2 separate regions of the Mus musculus genome follow, and region 2 is linked to region 1. A link is a loop called in an ENCODE intact Hi-C map of the cell type or tissue named here. Cell type or tissue: heart. All regions are shown on one strand. Links, peaks and the distances in the headings refer to the core of each region. The heading gives the core; the rest is flanking DNA.

The links. Peaks named below come from ENCODE experiments on the same cell type or tissue, not always from the same donor. Only the 100,000 strongest peaks of a DNase experiment are listed, where the experiment ranks them.
Region 2: it touches region 1 in a loop (2.3-fold over the local background); 1 of 42 quality-filtered maps calls a loop at or near these places.

The regions. Positions count from the first base shown.
Region 1 is chr8:72,420,989-72,426,310 of GRCm38, forward strand. Eps15l1 (epidermal growth factor receptor pathway substrate 15-like 1) reads right to left here and starts at 486. Exons shown (of 24, transcript NM_007944.3): 1 at 417-486. The coding sequence starts at 449. It overlaps Calr3 (calreticulin 3), which reads right to left. Exons shown (of 9, transcript NM_028500.3): 8 at 4,779-4,871; 9 at 3,195-3,767. The coding sequence ends at 3,627. Gm46043 (a long non-coding RNA gene) reads left to right here. Exons shown (of 3, transcript XR_001778581.2): 1 at 1-792. In heart, for the core only: a CTCF peak has its summit at 2,157 (motif pointing right); a DNase peak (open chromatin) is centred at 503; H3K4me3 peaks cover 949 bases; H3K27ac peaks cover 913 bases.
Region 2 is chr8:72,561,033-72,566,354 of GRCm38, forward strand. It overlaps Smim7 (small integral membrane protein 7), which reads right to left. Exons shown (of 5, transcript NM_172396.3): 5 at 4,166-5,322. Among named protein-coding and RNA genes, the nearest start is that of Smim7, 7.4 kb to the right of the region's middle. In heart, for the core only: a CTCF peak has its summit at 3,119 (motif pointing left); no DNase peak of the experiment used is centred there.

The DNA of each region.
Region 1 (5,322 bases), core at 461-4,460:
GACTCCAGTATGGGACACCACCCGCCCCGACGCCCGACCCCGCGGGAGACAAAGACTGGCGGCGGGCCCACCGCTCTCGCTCGCCTCCGCGGGGACGAAGCGCGACGCGGCTCGAACAACAGCGCCCACCCCCCAAACCCCCCCCCGTCCCTTAACCTGGCCAGGCCCCAGACGGAGCAGACATACGCAGCGGCCGCGCCCCATCACCTCTTCGCAGCCGCTCGGGGGTCGCCCGGCGCAAGAGTATGCGGGCCGCTCCGGCCTGTCACCTTCAGAACCGCCCGGCCCCCGCCACTCAGCCTCTGAGCCTTCAGCGCGCGCCTCCGCGGTCCCCTGGAGCCGCGCTTCCGCGACGACTTATCTTTCTCGCGGCAACCACCGTCCGCACCGCCCCACGGCGCACCCCAGCACCATACCTGCTGCGAGAGGGGTACAAGCGGCGCCGCCATCTTCGTGCGGACTCGGCCTCCGGAGCGCCGAAGGAACGGGGGCGGGGCCGTGCCTGCGCACTAGTACGAAGGAGGGATGCGATGCGCGCGCAGCACAGCCAGCGCAAGGACAGGCCACAGGACCAGAGTACACGTGCGCAGAAGGGAATCCAAGTCCTCCCGTGAGAAGTTTTGCAGTAAGAGGGCGGAGCCTCGATCACAGTGGAGAGGGCGGGGCAGTTCTGGCTGGAGGCGGAGCCTTTATGGGGAAGGCTCTGTCGCATAGCCTTACCAGAGTTGGCCGTACCGGGTGATTTAGAGAGCCTAGCCTAAAGCACAGCGTGACTAGAAGGTTCGGAGCCTCGTAAGTTTAGTGGGCCGAGAGTGGGCGGGCTAGTCGGTCTGTGGGGGTGGGGAGGGCCTCGTGTGCATCTCCTGATTGGAGTGGGCAAACCGAGCCCCTGGCTTTGGAGGCTCCTGTGAGGCAGGGAACCCAAGGGATAGGTAGGGCTCCCTTCCAGACCGCTGCACTCCAGCTCCCTGCACTTTCCAGTCTGGGTCTGTGAATCGGAGCTTGGCTAAACCCAGGCACCGTCTTAACTTCTCCACTCTAGTAGCCTCTACTAATGCCTAGGGTTTGCTGAACTTTTCCCGGGGAAATGGAGACAGTGGCACACAACAAAGTACCATGGTGCTCAAGTCTAACTTGGGCCATATGCAGTGTTAGTACCACTCAGTATGCTTGTTAAACAGATTTGGGTTCTGATTGCTTGCAGATGTGGGTGTAGCCTGACATCTGGTGTTTTTTGTTGTTTTTTTATGTGTATATGCCTGCTGTGCTCGTGCCAATGCCTGCCCAAGAGAGAAGAGTTTATTAGATGCCATTGAGCTGGAGTTAAAAGCACTTATGAGCCCCCAACCCCCGATATGAGTGGGAACAGAACTAGGGTCCTCTGGAAAAGCAACAAGCACCCTTAACCAACTAACTATATCTTCAGCTACTCTGGTATTTCTTTTTTTTTTTTTTTTTAAAGATTCATTTATTTATTATATGTAAGTACACTGTAGCTATCTTCAGACAATCCAGAAGAGGGAGTCAGATCTTGTTAAGGATGGTTGTGAGCCACCATGTGGTTGCTGGGATTTGAACTCCGAACCTTCAGAAGAGCAGTCGGGTGCTCTTACCCACTGAGCCATCTCACCAGCCCCTACTCTGGTATTTCTTTGTCTTTTTTTTTTTTTTTAAGTTACATTTTAACTTACATCTTAAAAGATTTGTGTGTTGGATGGCCCCTTCCACCATGAGTCACAGAGATAGGACTCAGGTTGTTAGCCTTGGCCGCAAGCATCTTTACCCACTGAGCTATCTTGCTGCCCCTTAGGACATCCTCATTCAAACCACTACACAGGTGCTGGGAAACATGGTACACATATACCGCCACACTCAGTCCCACTGTGTTTGATTTCTTGAGGTAGTTGTGACTGATCCTGATTGCCAGCTGCACAGGATCTAGAATCATATAGGAGACAAAGCTCTGGGTTACAACTGTGAATTTCTAGACTAAGCTGAGGAAGGAAGACCCCCCCACACACACACACACACTTGTTCCATGTGCTGGAGGCCAGGACAATGGATGCTGTGTGACCAGCTGCCTCACCATACACATAACACAAATCTTTGTTTTAAAAGCTCTGTGTATGTGTGTTTGTGTACATAAGTGCAGACACCTGCAGAGGCCAGAAGAGGGCATCAGTGGTTGTCCAGTGCCTGATGTAGGTATTGAGAATTGAACGGAGATCCTCTGAGAAAGCAGCAAGTGCCCTTAATCACAGACTCATCTCTCTAGCCCATAAAAATTTTAAAAACTTTTCCAGCTAGGTGTGGTAACACATGCCTTTAATCTCAGCCCTCAAGGAGGCAGAGTCAGATCTCATGTGTTTGTAGGCAACCTGGTCTACATAAGGAGCTATAAGCTAGCCAGAACTACATGGTGAAACATTATCTTAAAAAAAGGGGAGGGGGGTGGATTAAGGAAATATAGCCATGTATCATGGCACATACCTGTCATCCTAGCACTTGGTGTCTTTTCTGTTGCTATAAGACACCACAGCCAAGGCAATGTATAAGAGAGTTTATCGGGGTGAGGGTGGAGGGAGTTTACAGTTCCAGAGACTTAGAGTCAATGACCATGATGGCAGGATGCATGGTAACCAGCAGGAAAAGCATGTTCCTAAAGCAGTAGCTGAGCACTTATATCTAATCCAGAGAGACACTGGGCCTGGTGTGGGCTTTTGAAACCTCAAAGCCCACCGCCAGTGACACACTTCCTCCAACAAGGCCACATACCCACTAATCCTTTCAAATAGTGCCACTCCCTAACATTTAAATATATGAACCTATGGGTGCCATTTTCATTCAAACCACTACATAGACAAAACACTTATACATATAAATAAATCTTTAAAATGATTTAAAAGAAAAATAGAGGGGCTGGGGAGAGATGGCTCAGTGGTAAAGAGCACTCACTGGCTGCTCTCCCAGAGGACCCGAGTTCATTTTCCAGCACCCATGACAAACAAACAACACCACCACCCCACCCACCACCACCACCCCCACCCCTGCTCCAGAGGATCTGATGCTCTCTTCTGGCTTCAATGGGCAACTGCATGTAGTACAATACAAACAGAGATATACACACACACATTTTACAAAAAGTAAATAATAAATCTTTAAAAGTAAAACAAAATATTTTTAAAAATTATTTTATCATCTTTTATTCATGAAAATATTTAAGAGTTTCAAAAAAAAAAAAAAGCACATTGTTTATGGCCAGATTCTTATAGGTCTCTGGCTTTCAATGATCTGTTCTATGCAGGGAAAAAAATTTAAACAGTGTCTCACTATGTGTCCCAGGCTGTCCTAGAACTCACTACATGGACCAGGCTGATGTGGAAATCCCAGATCTGTCTGCTTCTGCCTCTCAAGTCCTGAGATTAAAGGAGTGTGCCACCACATGCCGTCAACAGAAACTTATTGCAGACCCTGGGGTCATAGGGGTCTATAGAAGAAATGGGGGACCCTAACACAAACAGGGGATTGTTTTTCAGAAACTGGACAAATGACCATGTAGATGTGATCATTCAAATGTGTATTATTAGAGTTGCAGCTGGGCCACTCAGCATGCAGAGTGAGGATGACTATAGTTCGCCCTGCCTGTGGAATCTGCTGAAATGGTTGTGCCTGTGAAACTTCCCCATCAGCAGATCCTCCTCATCTTCTTCACGGGCCTTTTTCACTTCTTCCTTGGCCTGTATGGCATCCATCTCCTTTTCTGGACCCTGGAGGAAAGGACAAAAATAAAACAGACTGGAGCTGGGGCTGGGACTCATATAATAGAGTGCTTGTAGTTCAGTTGGTATAGTGCTTGTAGCTCAATTGGTAGAATGCTTATAGCTCAATTGATAGAGAGCTTGTGGCTCTATTGGTAGAGTGCTTGTAGTTGATAATGCTTGCCTGGCACTGGATTCAATAGCTAGCATAGGAAAAATCAGGCATGGTGGTGCCCACCTGACATGCAGGCCCAGAGGTCATTAGTCCAAGGTCATTGTTGACCATACAGCAAGGTTAAGGCCAATCTGAGAATGCATACGACCTTATCTCTAAAGAGATAAAAACTGGGAGCTGGAGAGATGTCTCAGTAGTCAAGAGCTCTGACTACTCTTCCAGAGGTCCTGAGTTCAAATCCCAACAATCACATGGTAGCTCACAACCATCTGTAACAAGACCTGATTCCCTCTTCTGGTGTCTGAAGACAGCTAAAATGTACTAGTGTACTTACATATAATAAATTAAATAAATCTTTTTTTTTAAAGAGAGATAGAAACTAACTACTATAGATACCCCTGTCTGTATGCTGGCATACATCTGTGAACTCAATACTTGGGAAGCAAGAATATGAATGAAGTCCCATACATTGTGTGGTAAATTCCACGGCAGCCGAAGCTATACAAAGACCCCTCCCTCTAGAAAGAAACAAGAAAAAGCAAGGGCTAGAGGGCTGGCTTAGACATAATGCTTCTCTCAAGGAGCTTAGTTCCCAGCACCCACTTTAGGCAACTCACATCTGCTGTGACTGCAGTCTAATGGCCTCTGTCGGCACTGCACGCGTGTGCACAGACACATAATTACAGATTTTTTTTTAAAGAAAGCTGGGTGTACAAGCATGTCTTAATCCTAGCTCTTGGAGACAGAGGAAGGCCAATCTCTGAGTTCAAGGTCAGCATGGTCTATGTATCGAATCCCTACCTCAAAAAAAAAAAAAAAAAAAAGAGTTTGGGGTTTGTACCTACCTTAGTTTCTCCCCAGGTGGCCTTGCCAAACTTCTCTGCATATTCTTCATCATCTGTGATCAGGAAGTTATCAAAGATGGTTCCAGATCTCACCTGTGGATGGAAGCAGGCTTTCATTAGTGGTGGCAGACACACAACCTTTCCTTCTTGTCAGGGGTACTTAGCTCAATGCCACACCCATGATCAGGCTATCATCGACTGACTATAGCTCAGGATGGCCCAAAGGTAAAGCATAGTCTTACTAGGCAAGAAGACCTGGCTTACATTGCTAGCACCTAAGTGTGGGTTGTGGGCATCGACTGGAGGCTAGCTGTGACTTCAGAAGGCCAGGCTCCACCCCTAATGCATATCCTACAGCTGACAGGAGCAACAGCTATACAGAAGGGACCCCAAAGCCCAGAAATGTCAGGCCTGTGTGGTCTAAAGGCCACATGCAAGTGCCAGTGATTATAAAGGTCCTTAATGAGTAGTTACAGGCTAGGCCTGGAGGGAGTGCCCTGAGGGTAAGGGCGCTTACCACTCTTGAAGAACACCACAGTTCAGT
Region 2 (5,322 bases), core at 790-4,789, 140 kb after region 1:
GCACCAGCAAATGAAGTGGAGCTAATCCTCTGTTCAAGGATATTAGATTGAATTAAAGGAGTGGGACTTTGGGGCAAGATCTTACCTAGCAAAGTTTAGATCCAGGCATGGTGGTGCACAACTTTAATCCCAAGACATAAAGCCAAGAAGATCTCTGAATTCAAGATCAGCCTGAGAAAGAGCAAGTTCTAGGTGAAGAAAAGTTTAAATCCAACCTTGATGGACCACACCTTTAATCCTATTGCTCAGGAGAAACACATGCAAATTTCTGAGTTCAAGGTCAATCTATAGAAAAAGATCCAGGACTGCCAAGCTTAGGCAATGAAGGAGTTGGAAAACAAAGCTGGTAATAATGTAATAAAACTAGGGAGCCATGTTCCAGCTCCTGCAAGCAGCAGAACTTGGCAGCTTCAGCCATGTGACTCTGGCTTTAGTCAAAAATAGAAGGGACTACTGGAGCTAAGAAATTAGTGTTAAGAGATCAGCAGTGTTGTGGAATGAGCAGGGCTCAGAGCGAGAGCTGGAGAGATGGCTCAGCAGTTAAGAGCACTGACTGCTCTTCTGGAGGTCCTGAGTTCAAATCCCAGAAACCACATGGTGGGTCACAACCATCTGCAATCTGATTGGATGCCCTCTGCCCTTTTCTGGTGTGTCTGAAGACAGCTACAATGTACTTACATATAATAAATCTTTTAAAAGGAAAAGGAGGTCAGGCAGTGGTGGCACACGCCTTTAATCTCAGTACTTGGGAGGCAGAGGCAGGCAGATTTCTGAGTTCGAGGCCAGCCTGGTCTACAGAGTGAGAGCAAGAAATCTGCTTGCCTCTGCCTCCCAAGTGCTGGGATTAAAGGTGTGCACCACCACCACCCAGCTACACAGTATTTTTAAAATGTTTTATTTTACATGTGTGGGTGTTTTGCTTGCATGCATGTAAACCATATGCATGCAGTGTCCAAGCAGGCCAGAAGAATCAGCTCCCCTAGCATTGGAGTTACAGACAGTTGTGAGCTCCTGTGTAGATGCTGGAAATCAAACCTGAGTCCTTTGGAAGAGCAGCCAATGCTCTTAACCGCTGAGCCAGCTCTCCAATTCTTTATCCCATCACGGTCCAATCTGATGGCCCTGTTGAGACCACTCTGCCTGTCTGCCTGTTTCTCTGTCTCTCTCTCACACACACACCTACAATAAAAAAAAAAAAAAAAACCTTCCCTTTAATCATACCATGGAGTGGTTGTGTGTCAGCCTATACAGGAAGAAAGATTCGCCACTGCAGCCTCTGGCAGGAGCCTGGATGCTGGGACCCCTATCGTGGGCTTCTTACTCCCGAACTAACAGAGAATAAGTGCACATTATTGTGAGGCATGAAGTGTATGCCATTTTGTTATGGCAGGGTAAGAAGGTACTCAGGTCTCTTGCCACCAGAGGTGGGAAACTCTTCCTGTTCCTGGCTGCTATCTCACCCTTTGCAGCTCCTTTCCTCAGCTAGGGCTATTTTGAGGTTACTGCTATCCTAATAGTCAAGGCTAGAGCCTGCCAACTGTCCAAAAGCTGCATATTGGGGGTGGGGGCAGAGAGAACTACCACAATCAACAATCCTTACTCTGAAAAAGTGACCTACTGGAAGTCTCAGGTATGCTGGGATACAGAGGCAAAGAGTGTTCCCTAAGAGTAGCCAGTGCAGTGGCCAGCAGCAGCCTTGACCTCCCCAGAACACAACTGAAATGGAGAACGTTGGTGTTGGGGTGCAGCTCAGTTGGGGGACACTAGCTTTGCAGCTATTATGCACCAATTACTTGGGAACTAAAATTCTCCTTATAGGAGAAGCAGAAGGTCCAGCAATTTACCAGACTCAGAAGCCCAGAAAGTTCTGAGCTGAGGAGGCCCCGCCCAGCACTGTAAGGCAGCAGAAGTAAGCTAGGGGAAGGGACCTCCAGGGCTGCAGTTTGCAGACTGCACGGGGAGCCTATTCGTTGAGTCTCACACTCCTCCATGCATCCAAGAACCTTGCAGGTTCTCCCCACTAGATTGAATGAAATCTTTTCTTTGGTCTATGACTGGTGTTTTTTCGGGGGTGAATAGACATTTGGTCATTACCACCGCAGGAAAAGTCACCAAAACCATGCATGAAGCCCCAAGAAAGGAAAGAAGGAAAAACTGCGTGGCTGTGCATGTCTGTCACCTATGGGAAACAAGATTCAAATTCTGCAATAATTTCAAGTAGCAAAGTTGGCCATGTGGGCTACATAAGATGAAGGGAGGGAGGGGAGGAAAGGCGTCTGACTTAGGCTGGAGGCCAGCACAGTCCATCTAGGCCTTGCTAGCACCCACCCCAGGCTCAAAGAGCTCTGAGGTTTGAGGGCTGGAGTGGAAGCCTCCATCTACCTGTACAATAGTCACCCTAGGCAAAAGGGACCAAACAAGCCTTCCCTGTCCTTACTCTTCAGGGTTCCTGGGGCACACCAACTCTTGGTTTTCTAAATGAGTCTCAGACTGGGTTCAAACACCTTTCTAAGCTGGATATGGCAATATTGGCCTGCCATCCCAGCAAGAAAACCAAACCTAACCAATGAGCCCAGACAGTTGGCCATGCCTCCCGGGTCAGAGGATAACTTGTGGAGCTGGCATGTGGGTCCCAGAAGGTGCTGTATCTGCTGAACCTTCTCACCCATTAGACACTCCATAGTGATTTACTCACTCACATGCAAATGAGTGTTTTACCCATACATTCTGTTTGTTGTTGTTCGTTTTTAAGGCAGGGGTTCTCTATGTAGCCCTGGTTGTCCTGGAACTCTCTAGACCAGGCTGGCCTCGAACTTACATAGATTCTCCTGCCTCTGCCTCCCCAGTGCCAGGGTTAAAGGAGTGTGCTGCCACCACTAGCCTTGTATTTTAAAGCATGGCTCTGCTTGAGACATATGGTACACATCTCTCATCAAACAGGAAAATGTAAGGTACCTTCAGATACTTCATACATGAAAGGAAAATGCCTGGTTGTCACAGAGTGGCCCTTGCATGGCTGCTTCTACAGAGGACCCAGGTTCCATTCCCAACACCCACATGGTGGCTCACAAACATTCGTAATTCCAGTTCCAGGGGATCATGCACCCTCTTCTGGTCTCCATGGACACTGCATGCACACATACATACAGGCAAAACACTTGTGTAGATAAAAAAAAAATAATAATTTAAAAAAAAATTAGCTATTAAGACACTAAGGTAATAATGCACAAAGAAACCTCATGCACCACAGACATTTCCCTAGAGGGCTATGCTCCAGGTGCCTCTGAGCATGGACGACCATGGGTGGGTGAAGCTAGCTTACAAGTCTGTATGTTACAATCATTAAAGGATCAAAATGGGCAGGGTGTGGTGGCGCACGCCTTTAATCCCAGCACTCGGGAGGCAGAGGCAGGCGGATTTCTGAGTTCGAGGCCAGACTGGTCTACAAAGTGAGTGCCAGGACAGCCAGGGCTACACAGAGAAACCCTGTCTCGAAAATCCAAAAAAAAAAAAAAAAAAAAAAAGAAAGAAAAGAAACTTAGAGTAAAGCAAACAGAAGCTTCCCTGCTGGGGCAGGACCAAGCAATCCAGAGCCTCCCCCCTGAGAAGCTATGCACCCCACCAGAGAAGCTACCATAAACCACAGCATACACATGGCAGGACTGTAACCACGGGCACATTTTGTTCTCGAAGCCAGGAAGACAATGAAGGCTAAGGATTTGCTTATGTCTTCCATCTAGGAAATGCCCATTAGCTCAGAGCATCCATGGGATGCTGCGAAGTGGCAGGGCTGTACTGTGCCTGTCCAGTCAGATGCTACAGAATGGCTACACCCTGGATGATTGGCCCTGGACCCTGCTCCTCACATACCATGGCTTCTTCCACATGGTCTTGCTGTTGGTGCTGTCTTGGCGACTCTTGTATCCTTCGAGATGGGCCTTGCTCAGCGTGAGGCCTAGAGAACCTGAAGGCCCTTTGGAGTGAACACTGCTGCCAGCCCAGAGGCACTGCCCTTCTGAGCTGCTCAGTGACCTACAGGCAGCCATCATCTGAAAAGTCAGAGGGTCCTAGGTGATGAGTTGAACTCTTCAGTTCTCTGTTGGTGGTATACTTTCATAAGGCTATCTGGGTAAGGATAGGAGTAGATAGACTGAATGTTTGTCATGGTAACTCTTTTGTTTTTTATTTGCACACAGCATATGCTTGTGGCTGTATGTGCGACACTATAATCAGGTAGACCCAGTACAACACAGTCCTCCGCTCTGCAGCATCCCAGCATGATCACTTGTGGACAACTTGACCTGTGTGTTTGTCAGTGTTGTAAAGAAGGGATAAAAAGAGGGCTTATTTGTTCAGGCTGGGTGGTGGGAGGCAGAAGACAGCACTTCATATCTTGTAGCTCTTAAGCGTGAGAGACAATTTAACTGAAACTCCATATCCCAGTGGTAACGTTGGGATAACAGGTTTAACCTTCAGGAGCACAAAGTGGGTTGTCACTTCAGGTTACATATATCTGGTTATAGCAAGGGAAAGAGCTATTGCTTAACAGCTTCTAGAACATCTGACTTGAGAGTCTCAAATGGTTCTGAAAGGGACCCCATCCCTGAGCCACACACCCCAGCCCCTCACTGGGAAATTCTAGGCAGGAACTCCACCCCTGAGCCAGACTCTCAGTCCTTTCCTGTAAAATTATACTATGTCACTCTACATGAACTACATCTCCAGCCACGAGAAGTTTCTGAACAACATTCCAAACAGACACACATATAGAGCTGGTGATATGGTTCAGTGGCATCAAAAGGCCCTAGCCCAGAACCAAAAATAAATAAATAAATAATAATAAAAACCAAGAAGATTCATGGGTTTCAATTTTTCACACACACAGTAAGTAGTCCAAAAACACTTTATCAGAACTCAAATGAGATAATAAGTGCAAACCCTATGACAGCATTCTTTTTCAGCACAATTCCTCTTCAGAATGAATGGAACCTTTTTTTCCTGAAACTACAGTCCTAAGCTGAGAAAGGCAGAAAGCCATCCCAACTATCCAAGGCTGGGGATCAGCCAACAGAGTGGCATGTTACAATGCTAGGCAAGTGGGTAGGCTCAGGCATGCTGCGGGTGTGAAGGACACAATCAACAATGTCTGCAGCAGCTGTGCAGCCTGAACTTAGACTTGACCCAGTTCCCACATTACCAGAGTTTTCCCCATAGTTCCCGGGGAAGCCTGGGGTAAAATGCTATTATGACTAGGGTTGGTAGTACACACTTGGGATTCTAGCACTAAAGAGGCTGAGGCAGGAGAATGGAAAGTTCTCAATC